2 separate regions of the Homo sapiens genome follow, and region 1 is linked to region 2. Evidence: read pairs that join two places in POLR2A ChIA-PET (ENCODE). Cell type or tissue: HepG2. All regions are shown on one strand. Links, peaks and the distances in the headings refer to the core of each region. The heading gives the core; the rest is flanking DNA.

Region 1 (5,362 bases), core at 297-5,296, 77 kb before region 2:
TGTGGAGGAAATCTGAGTGTCGAAGAGAAACCACAGCCTATGGAAGGGACCCCTGAGTGTCGAAGAGAAATCACAGGCGGCAGTGATTGTGGCTTCCTTCGTCGTTGTGTGTACGCCAGCGGTCACCTGTCTTTGCACCCCACTCTGAAGCCTGCAATGGGACAGCGATTGCAGCTTCCTTCGTCGTTGTGTGTACGCCCGTGGTCACCTGTCTTTGCACCCCGCTCTGCAGCCTCCAGGGGGCAGCAATTGCGGCTTCCTTCGTTGTTGTGTGTACGCCGGCGGTCACCTGTCTTTGCACCCTGCTCTGTAGCCTGCAATGGGGCTTTCCCCCAATTCCTCCCACGCATCAATGTGTGTTCACTCACCAACTTGCCCCTCTGAGGGGCAGAGGCGTGTGGTGTTTTGCTCCTTCAGAGACTCCCTTGGGGCCTCGTTCCCAGCTCCACCACCCCCATGGGGCCTGCAGCATGTTCTGCACATGGATGCCCCAGCACAGGAGGTCCAGCCACACAAGAGGATGCCCTGCTCCATGCTGGACACACACTAATGGCCCAAGGAGAGCAGAGTTGGCCCCGGCGCTGTGCCTCCCACCAGCGTCCCACTCTGTGAGGTCTTTCTTTAATCATGAATCCTAAGGGAGGAGGTCTCCTGTGGGGCACAATTGGCCAGAGGGGCAATGTGGAAGCCTGGCTGCGGCACCAATGTCTCTGTGAATTGCAGCTCCTTTGAGCTCATGGGACCCTTTCTCCAGGTTCCCTGAGCTCCCAGGTCACTGGTGTCCTTGAGGCAAACACCCTTCCAGAAGCTGTCAGCGGATCCGGGCCTTGGATGGGCTCCTCCCTCTGGGCTTGGCAACCCCGTCTCGGGCATCTGCCACCACCCTGCCTTGGTGGCGGTGAGGCTGTCATCATTCTGGGGCTGGGCTGGCGGGAGGTGTCGTGCTGGGGCCAACTCTGTTCTCACTGGGCCATTGGCCTGAGTCCGGCATGGAGCTGAGCATCCCCTTGTGTGGCCATGACCTCTTGTGCCAGGGGGGTTCATGTGTGGGACATGCTGCAGGGTCCTCAGGACTCAGACAGTGCCTGGCATGTGGCAGGTGCTCTGGCCGTGGCTGGTGGCAGGGACCCTCGCTGCGGGCCACCGTAGCACGTCCTCAAGGGTGAGGTCAGGCCCTTCTGGCTGTCTTTGTGCCTGCTCCATTTATTAAATCAAAGCCACCTGTGTTCCCTGGGGTCAGGAGGGGCTGGGCCTGGTTCATTTGTCATTGTTCAGAGTCAGAAGCTGAGTTCACAGTCTTTCCTCCAAGGTCACACAAGGTCTCCTGGTACCACATCAGCTGATATTGTGGAACATTCTCCTTGAAGGACAGCAGCCAGTCCCGCTTCTTTGTGCTATTCCTGGAAAGAGATGTGCACAGGCCACATGGGAGACCTCCGTGGGCTCTCCGGCCTTCACTCAGCCAGAGATAATTCCCCTGGTGAGTGCTGGGCGGGAGAGATTTCCATGGATTCATTTTCACGGAAAAGACCAAAGCCGTCCAGCCGCCCCTTATCTGTCGGGCCGGTGTCTGTGTCCTGACAGAGGCCATTTGTCGGCCCCCGCCTCTCCCGCCCTGTCTCCGTGCAACCGCAGCCTGAGTGTAGAGATGGGCGCATCCCTGAACAACCCTTTCTGCTTCTCCTGACACCCTTTGCAGGGCTGCGGCTTGGGGAGTGGAGTTTAGCAAGCAGTGGGCGAGTCTTGCACTCAGTCCAAAAGTAGCAAGGGAACTGATTTGTACCGTGGTCTCACCACTGAAGAACCCCCCGCACCCCCAGCAGCTCCTGGAGACATGGATGATGCCAGGACAGCAGCTCCCGGAGACACGGATGATGCCGGGGCATTGGGCCTCACCTCCTGGCTGCAGCTTTACCCCTGACACGTGCTGGGCAGGCTCTCTTTCCCTCTTTCAGTCTCAGGTTTCTCGTCAGAAAACAGGCTGAGGAACTGGTCTATAAACTCCTTTGCCCCCAGTGAACTCCTACTTATCCTTCAAAGCCCTGCTCACATGCCCCTCCTCTCCAGGTGGACAGGCATTGCCATCCTCCGGCTTTGCTGTGCTCCCCATAGAACTTTCCAGGTGTTGCCTACCTCTGTCAGGCAGGGGCACAGCCCCCCAGCACATCATTGGGTTCAAAAAACATTTGTTGGTTAGGAGCAGTGGTTCATGCCTATAATCCCAGCACTTTGGGAGGCCGAGGCGGGTGGATCACCTGAGGTCAGGAGTTCGTGACCAGCCTGGCCAACATGGTGAAACCCCGTCTCTACTTAAAAACTACAAAAATTAGTTGGGTGTAGTGGTAAATGTCTGTAATCCCAGCTACTTGGGAAGCTGAGGCAGAAGAATCGCTTGAACCGAGAGGCGGAGGTTGCAGTGAACCGAGATCACACCACTGCACTCCAGCCTGGGTGACAGGGCGAGACTCCATCTCAAAACACAAAAAAACCAAACAAATAAACTAAAAAATGTGCTGCAAAAATCAATTTAGAGCCGTTTTCCTCTCTGGATTCAGTTACAGCTGTTTTTTGGTTTTTGTATAAATATTTCGAAGGGCAAGCCATAGCATCTGGGTAAAATCTAGACTTGCCCTCTGAGCTGCCTCCACGTTCAGGTGGGTGTTAGGGTCATCCGGAGGGGTTGCTGACAGCAAATAGCTGCTCCCCCTTTGTGGGTGGACTCTCAGTGCCTGGAACAGTGCCCAGGAAGCTGCATTGTGAATCAGCCCTTCAGGCGACTGGCTGCAGGTGGTCTTTGGACCCCACGGTGAAAATCCTGCCGGCCTGGGAAAAGTGCCGTGAACAGGAAGCACCAGGACTGGGTGGGGCCGATTCGGGAGCTTTGAGCTTTCCAGGTTTGAGTTTCCGGACTTTGGGAGGTGACACTCAGGACGGGGGCTGGGAGGTCGCTAATTTTGAGGAAGCAGCCTCTAAGGAAGAACATGAAACTGGCCCGGCCGTAGAAGCGCCGTGGGGTTCCGGTAGGCAGGCTGTGGAATTCTGCGCCACGTCATTCATCTCTCGCCACGGTGGGGAAACTGAGGGTAGAGACAGGGGTTTGAATTCCTCAGGCCCCGGGAAGGGGTTTGGAGCCATGGAGTTTGAAAGTATTGTCCAAAGAAGTCCAGGAAGAAAGTGCTTACGTGTAATTTACGACTCACTAATGAAAATGGCACAGAAGTGACACGCGACTCCAGAGCCAGCACCCGTCCAGGTGAAGCCCCACAGGGCGCAGCTTTCTGGGACCTCAGCGAGCTGAGCTCCTCCGCCGGCTCAGCCCAAAGGCAGCCCCTCTGCAAACAAAGTCTTATTCTTTGAAACAGGAACCCTCAGGGGCCGCCTGGGGACTGGTGCCGACTGTCAAACCCAGCAGATGGGCTTCATCCAGGCCTCAACTGTCAGCCGGGACGACCCCAGATCACACGGGCGTGGGCCGTGGTCAGCCGGGAGCGTCCACGTGGTCAGCCAGCCTGATGTGTTCGGTGACTCAGCCAAAGCTTAAAACACGGAAGCCGGGTAGCGCTGGGCGGCTGCGTGTCAGAGAATGAGTGTTTCCCGATGGAACGGCGGGATAGAAATGGCCGCAGACTCTCCCTGCTTCCAACCAATTTCGCTTTGCGGTGCTCACCTGTAAGCGACTGTCCAAAAGTCCACAGATGCGCAGGGCTCTGGGTGAGACCTCTGCCAGGGTGGCGTCTGCTGCAGTCCTTTGCTGTTAATATAGTTGTGTGCCTCACACCACTGCTTCTAGTGTCTTCCGTGTGGATTGGTAGGCACCATTAGTATCGTAATCATTCTTTTAAAACCAAACAATACTTGTGTGCACCCTCAGTTGGCTGCTGCTGTAAATGTTCTCCGTAACCCAACCTGCTGGTCGAGAAGGATCCTCGTTCGGCCACTTCTGAATTGCAAGCTACAGCTCCTAAGAACCTGAGCCCAGGCTTTGGCAGGAAGCCTCCAGCAATTTTTAAGGCACCTTAGTAAAGACGTCCCAGCATTCATCACAGCAAAAGTGCAGAATTGCTCTGAGCAACAAAGTCATGGGAACCCAGAAACTCAGAAAACCCTTTTCTGATAAATAAATACTTGTGTAAAAGATGTTTCTGCGGAGGAGCTGATGTTCCCACACCAGCAGTAGATACTCCCTTCTTAAACAGAAGAGATGGAAACGCCTGCGTCTCAGCTCTTGGGGGCAGGGTGTGGGGAAAGCCCCACAGAGAGAGCTGGCTTTGGAGAAGATGGCCTGGAGGTGAGGCCATGGGCGGAGGAGGGCAGGCGTCTCAGGCTGTGGATGCAAAAACAATTCTGAGAACTGTAGCGAAAGGAAGATTTCATTTTAAATGTGTTGAAAAAATCACCATTTGGCTAAGATTCTGCACCAGGCCCCACCTTGCTCTGGCCCTAACGCGTAGCCCTCTGAGATGGGCTTTGGCGTTGGAAAAGTCATGGGCAGCCATGAGCAGCCTACAGACACGCTCTGGTTTCCATAGCTCTCCAACACTCCTCTGCAGGGTTTCTTCTGGGGCTGGGGGAGCGCAGCTGCTTTTCCGTCTATGGTGCTGGCCGAGGCTGGGGCCGGGGCCTTGGCAGCTGTGGATTTTGGCTGCCCCCGCGGTCCCGGATCCGTGCTGCTGATGTCTGCTTGGCCCGCTGGTTGCCTCTCTGTGGAATCTGTCCCTGGCTGGGTCTTCTGTTGAGCCCCCCTGTGCCAGCCCTGACAGTGTCCCGGCGTCCACAGGCGGGCTCTGTGGTGCTTTGTAGCTACCTCTGTACTAATTGGAAAAAACCATTTGCCCCTACCTGGGCCTCTGGATGGATTTTTTTTAAATGTAAGAATTACTTAGCAGTTGGTAAATCACTTCCCTCTCTTCATTTCTAGAGAAACTGTCCCTTTCTGGGAAGGCGAGGGTCGGAAGGACTGCAGAGTTGCCAGGGAGGCCGCAGCCAGGGTGATTTGCTTTGTGTTTCTGACACAAGCCGCCGTCTAATGATTTCCCAGACTTAAACCATTTGCGTTTTCATTAATGGTTTTGGAGCCGGGGCAAGTTTCTGTCAAGGGGATCAGCTCCAAATGCCGTCTCCTCCACCTCACTGGCCGTGAAGGGCTCTGGCGGGGCACGCCCCCAGCACCCTGGCTCCGGCTGGCGTCTGCTGCTGTGGTGACGTTCTGCGCTGTATGGGGGGATGGCGTGAGGGTTCCCTCCCACGACAGGATATTTCTTTCTGAACTCCTGCTGCCCTGGGCAGGTTGGTGGGGCCGGGGGTGTGGACAGTGCCCAGCACAGGCTGGACAGGGTATCCCATTTCCAGCCCAATCTCGTTC
Region 2 (5,362 bases), core at 114-5,113:
CCGGTTCCTCCTGGGACCTCCAGGGGAGGGTCCTTTTCTTACCTTTGTGGCCTCTGAGGCCGTTGCACTCCTCGGCTCATGGCCCTTCCTCCACCTTCCAGGCCAGCAGCGCAGCCTCTTTCCATTTCTCTCTGACTCTGTGTTCCTTCTCACACCTGCTCCTGCGGTGACTCTCCCTGCCTCCCTCTTCAAGGACCCTGGGATGACACTGAGCCACCAGGACAACCCAGGGCCACTCCCATCTCAAGAGCCTTCACTTACTCACCTGCTCAGTCACGTCTGCATGTAAATATCACCAGGGAACATATTCCCAGGATCTGGGATTAGGATGTGGGCATCTTTGGGGGCTATTATTGAGCCAATAACAGTAAAGTCTGAAGGTGCCGTGATGGGCTTTTTGGGGTGCAGCCAAGCCGCAGGAGCCAGAGAATGAACACCCGGCCCCAATCTCCCTGCTGCCACCCTCTGCATGGACCTAGGCATGGTGGACCCTCCGGGCAGCCTCCTGGACCTGGAGCCTGGAGGGAAGGCAGGGCGGGCGCGAGGAGGGTGTCTGGCCCTCAGACCTCGACCACGCAAAGGCTGGGCACTGCCAACGTTGACGGCAAGGTCCCTGCTGAGGCTGCAACAGTTCCCAGGTTCAAGAAAACTAGAGCATGAAATCACGCTGAGTCCTGCCACTTCTTTCCCAGCCTCAATCTGAGGGCAGGATGAACGGATTGCCCTGCACAGCCATCGGGCTGTTTCAGTGATTACCTGGATGTTTAGAACACAGATTTTAAGAACCTCCCCCACCCAATACGGCTGGTCAATGAGAGAGACACCACTTTGGGAGGTGGCGTCAACAGCTCCCCTCCCACCACCACCACGCCTCCCAATTCCCTGGGACAGCTGGACCAGGCCTGGGACTTTCGGGGGTGTCCAGGCACTGGCCACTGCAATCTCTGGAAAAAGCAGAGAAACCCCAACATCTTTCCTCCATCCTGATTAGGCCTGGCCTTTGCGGAAATCATTCCTGTCCCAGTTAACGCTGTCCTTGTTTTGAGAAGAGGTGCCCTGGGTGCAGTGATGCATGGGTAGCAGGCTGTCCGGGAGCTCTCTGCCTGACAGAGGGTTAGCCTGCGGCAAGAGGGTAGCTGCAGAGTGAACAGGCCACGGCGGCTTCTGCTGGCCCTGAGAACGCCCTGCCTGGGGCTGGGTCGGGTCTGTTTGGCAGCATTGCCCAGATTGCAACTCATGTGTCCTTGAACAAAGTCAATGTGTTTTTCCTCTCCAGAGCCCAGCAACTATCTGACATTCGGAGCTGCTCTTCAGGGTTCTGGGCACGTCGCATATTGCGCCCCAGCCTTCTCAGCAGCCAGGAGCTGGGAGGTGGAGGGGCCTGTGGTCTGGCCGCCACCTAGCAGGCCTGCATGGCCACCTCCAGCCGGGTGCAGGCTGGCTGGGGTGGGGCTGCCCTTGACCTTGGGCTCTCCCTCCTCCGCCAGATCCTCAGGCGCTGGCTCAGCCTCCCACGGCCTGGGGGAGCCTCTGTCTGCTCCTTCCAGCCGTTCAAGGACGAGGCTTCCGAAAGACTCACTGTTCCTGTGTGGGGAACTGAGGCTGTGTGAAGGCTGGATGAACCGCTGCTGTGGCCTGGTGAGAAAGAGGCTGTGGGCACCCACAGTGCCAGAGAGCCGTCCCCGCCGGGTTCTTTGTGTGTGTAGCCTCGTTTCTGCTTCTGTTTTCATTGTGGGGCTTGGGAGGAAATCGCCAACCTTCAGCACTGGGGCAGCCCCACCATGGCCAGTGGTTTGTCAATCCCTTTTGTCCCTGCCTGTGTCCAAAGTCTGGGGGCCGCCTGGGAACCTGAACATCATTGCCGTCTTCCTGGCCTGGGCCGTGGGCTCACTTTGTTATTCCTCTTGGAAATTTGGCCAGGCCACCTTGGATGGGCCCCAGGCAGCAGGGGGCTACTGGATGCCGTGTTCTGGAGGTTTCTGCGGGAGGGAAGGCGCCCAAATGTATAGCAGCTGGCCTTGACTGGGTTCGGTTTTGGTGAGGGAGTTTGATTAGGCTTAGGGCCGCCTGGGCATGAAACAGGATCCCAAAACCTCAGCCCCATGACTCTCCCACTCTCCCACCAGGGGAAGGCAGATGTTTTGGGGCCGTGATGGGCTGGCCTGGCGGTGCCGAGGTGCCTGGAGGCAGGACTGTTTCAGGACCCCGATGGGGACGTAGAGGATGCGGGAAGCCCATGAGTGCCTCCTGTGCGCGAGCGCTTTGGTGAGCGCCGTGCAGCCGCCTTCTTGGTTGCTGGTGGACGTTCAGCCCTAATACCCTGCTCTCTCGCCCGCAGCCCCATCTGAAGCCCCTGAAATTTGAACCTTGGTTTAGGGATTTGGCCTGTTTGTCAGTGGGTTTTCCACATGTGGTTTCCACAGGAACTTTTGCTGTTTAAGTGCTTTTTTAAACGATGAAGTTATCTTTTTCCTATTGGGATGAGCTCACTGGCTTTTGTGTGGGCTGCAGGCGCTGGGTGATTGGAAGGGCCATGGACTTCTGAACCCAGAGGAGAAGCCCTGTGTACAAAAGCCGCTGGGTCTCAGCAGTCCCCGAGGAGGTGGTTGTGAACGTAGCACCAACTTCTTTGATCTTCTGAGATCGCTGCGTTTTTCTAGTAAAGCCCCCATGGAAAGCTTAGCATGCAGGCAGGTGGGTCGTGGCCTCCCTCTTGAGTGAGCTGAAGGATTTAAGAACTGTCAGCTTCCTATATTATAGATGGGATGGGGTTTAACGTCTGCAGCAGCCAGACTTCGTAAGGGCCAAGAAACTTGTGTGACCTTGTGTGATCTTGAGGGGCAGGGAGAAGACCTTTAGCTCAGAACGGCGCAAAGAATTAACGCTGAGGATGAAGCCAGGGAGGGGAACCAGAGCCGGAGCCGGGCTAAGCCAGTTCCCACCTCCCATCTTGCAGCGCGGACCAGGGCTGACCGTGGCACAGCCTGTGGATCATCCACCAGGAGTGCCTGAGGGGACCAGCTTGGACGCAGCCCGTGGGGAGCTGGGCGCGCTCTTCTGGAGCTGGACGGCCTCCAGGGTCCCCTCAGAGTGTCTCCGATGGGGAGGCTGGACACAGCGTCCCTGCACCAAGGGGGCAGTGCTCTCGTCACAGAGCAGAGGGCCGCACCGCCCGTGTTTGTCTTTCCCATTGCAGCTTCTCAGGCCCTAGGCCAGGCCTCGTTCCCATCAGATAAAGCCTGGGGCGGCCGGACGCAGTGCAAGCAATCGTGCCTGACTCACAGGAAGGGAGGAAAACAGGAATTCACGCAGAAGCTGTAATGTTCCCCCTTGGCCCTGGGAAGGGTGTGAAGGGATGTGCGGGGGGGCGGCTCTGCCCTTCCTCGCCCCCTTCCAGGTGCCTAGACTTGGGAAGGAGAGGGATGCCGCCAAGCTCGGGTCCTGCAGGGCCCCGGCCTTCTGGTGTGGGATCTGACTTGGGAAGGCCCGGCGCTGGGGCTGCTGCTGAAATTCTTGAGACTGGTTGACAAGGGATCCCGTGGTTTCATTTTGCACCGGGCCCCTCCAGGGATGGAGAGGGTCCTGACTGGCAGTGTCGAAGCCCCGGGGTCTCTCCTTGGTCCCTGGCTCCCCTCACAGCCCTCCCTGCCCATGGAGCTCCGGGCTTCCACACACATTTCTCTCCTTTTTAACGGCTCATTTCTTTGGGTTCAGCAGTACCTGGGTCCCCAGTGCCCTCCTTCTGAGGCTCTCTCCTTTGAGTGGCCACCCTCCCCCCACACACTTGGAGCCCGGAACCGGGAGTGCCGTGGACACCAGCCCTCCCTGGCCCAGACCCTCTGCCTCTCCTGGGCCTCCCAAGAGTAAAACCTCTCCACGCCAGACCAGGCTGCAAACCTGGATTTGAAACCAGCGCTGTCGCACTCCTTGAACTGTATCAGGGGTTTTCAGTAGCGGGACCGGAACCAGAACCCAAAAGAGGCTCCTTCCTTGTCTTGAATTCCTCCCACCTGAGTTAGCATCTTGGAGGTCAACGTTTCAAGGAATTCAGTATCTGAGAAGAGAAAGACACCAAACCGTAGTTCCCCATGAGGACTTGTTGCTGGAAAAAACATCTAACTCCATACAATGTTTGAAGAGAGTTATTCTGAGCCAAATGTGAGAAGCATGACCGGTGACACAGCTCCAGGGGGTCCTGAGGACATGTGCCGCAGGGGGTTGGGCCACAGCCCGAGCTCATACACTACGGGGACAGGAGGTTCAGGCAGAGTCAGTCAATACTTGACAGATGTACGTTGGCTCTGCCCAGAAAGGCGGGACGACTTCAAGGTGAGGAGGGGCTTCCTGGTCACAGGTGGGTTCAAAGACTTTCTGATTAGCAATTGGTTGAGAGAGTTAAGTTATTATCTGATCACCTGGACTCAATAGAAAGGAGTGTCTGGATTAAGATAAGGGGCTGTGGAGACCAAAGTTCTTATTCTGTAGAAGAAATCTCATAGGGGGCTGCCCTTCGAGGCAATAGATGGCAAATGTCTCCTATTGAGACCTTTGAAATGTGCTAGACGCTAAGCCCATCTCTCCAGCATCAGAAAAAGCCCTGGAAAGGGAAGAGGATTCTCTACAGAATGTGGATTTTCCCCACAAGAGACAGCTTTGCGGGGCCGTTTAAAATTATGTCAAACACTCTATTCCTTCCAGGACCTGCTCCCTGTCATGTGATGTTATACTAGACTCGGGTTGGAATTTGGTGTCTTATTGCTACAAACAGCCTGTGCTGTCAGTCTTAAACTCTCGGTTTTAATGTGAGTGCTGGTCAGCTGGGCCTGAATTCCATAGGGAGGGGGGTATAAAGAGACGTGTCCGACCCCCACTTCCCATCACAGCCTGAACTTGTTTTTTAGGTTTACTTTGGAATCCTCTTGGCTGAGAAGAGGGTTCCATTCAGTTGGTTGGGGAGCTTAGAGTTTTATTTTTGGGCTGGGCACGGTATCTCACGCCTGTAATCCCAGCACTTTGGGAGGCCGAGGCAGGTGGATCACCTGAGGTCAGGAGTTCAAGACCAGCCTGGCCAGCGTGGCAAAACCCCATCTCTACTAAAAATACAAAAATTAGCCAGGCGTGGTGGTGGGTGCCTGTAAGCTCAGCTACTCGGGAGGCTGAGGCAAGAGAATCGCTTGAACCTGGGAGGCGGAGGTTGCTGTGAGCCGAGCTAGTGCCACTGTAGACACAGCGAGACTCTGTCTCAAAAAAAAAAAAAATTATTTTTGGTTCACAGACTTAAAAGAATCAGTGCTCTGCCAAGCAAGCCAGCATCCCTCTAATTTTTTCTTAATTAATAAACTATTTTTAAGAGCAGCTTTAG

What was found. ChIA-PET counts read pairs that join two places held together with the same protein. Peaks named below come from ENCODE experiments on the same cell type or tissue, not always from the same donor. Only the 100,000 strongest peaks of a DNase experiment are listed, where the experiment ranks them.
Region 1: POLR2A ChIA-PET joins it to region 2 with 5 read pairs; 2 of 35 experiments call an interaction of 5 or more read pairs at or near these places.

The regions. Positions count from the first base shown.
Region 1 is chr16:29,181,775-29,187,136 of GRCh38, forward strand. No RefSeq gene overlaps it. Among named protein-coding and RNA genes, the nearest start is that of LAT, 200 kb to the left of the region's middle. RefSeq lists enhancers at 2,961-4,160, 4,929-5,362. In HepG2, for the core only: no CTCF peak of the experiment used is centred there; a DNase peak (open chromatin) is centred at 2,827.
Region 2 is chr16:29,258,630-29,263,991 of GRCh38, forward strand. LOC124903676 (a long non-coding RNA gene) reads right to left here and starts at 150. Exons shown (of 2, transcript XR_007065049.1): 1 at 43-150. In HepG2, for the core only: no CTCF peak of the experiment used is centred there; DNase peaks (open chromatin) are centred at 1,312, 1,804 and 3,081; H3K4me3 peaks cover 1,647 bases.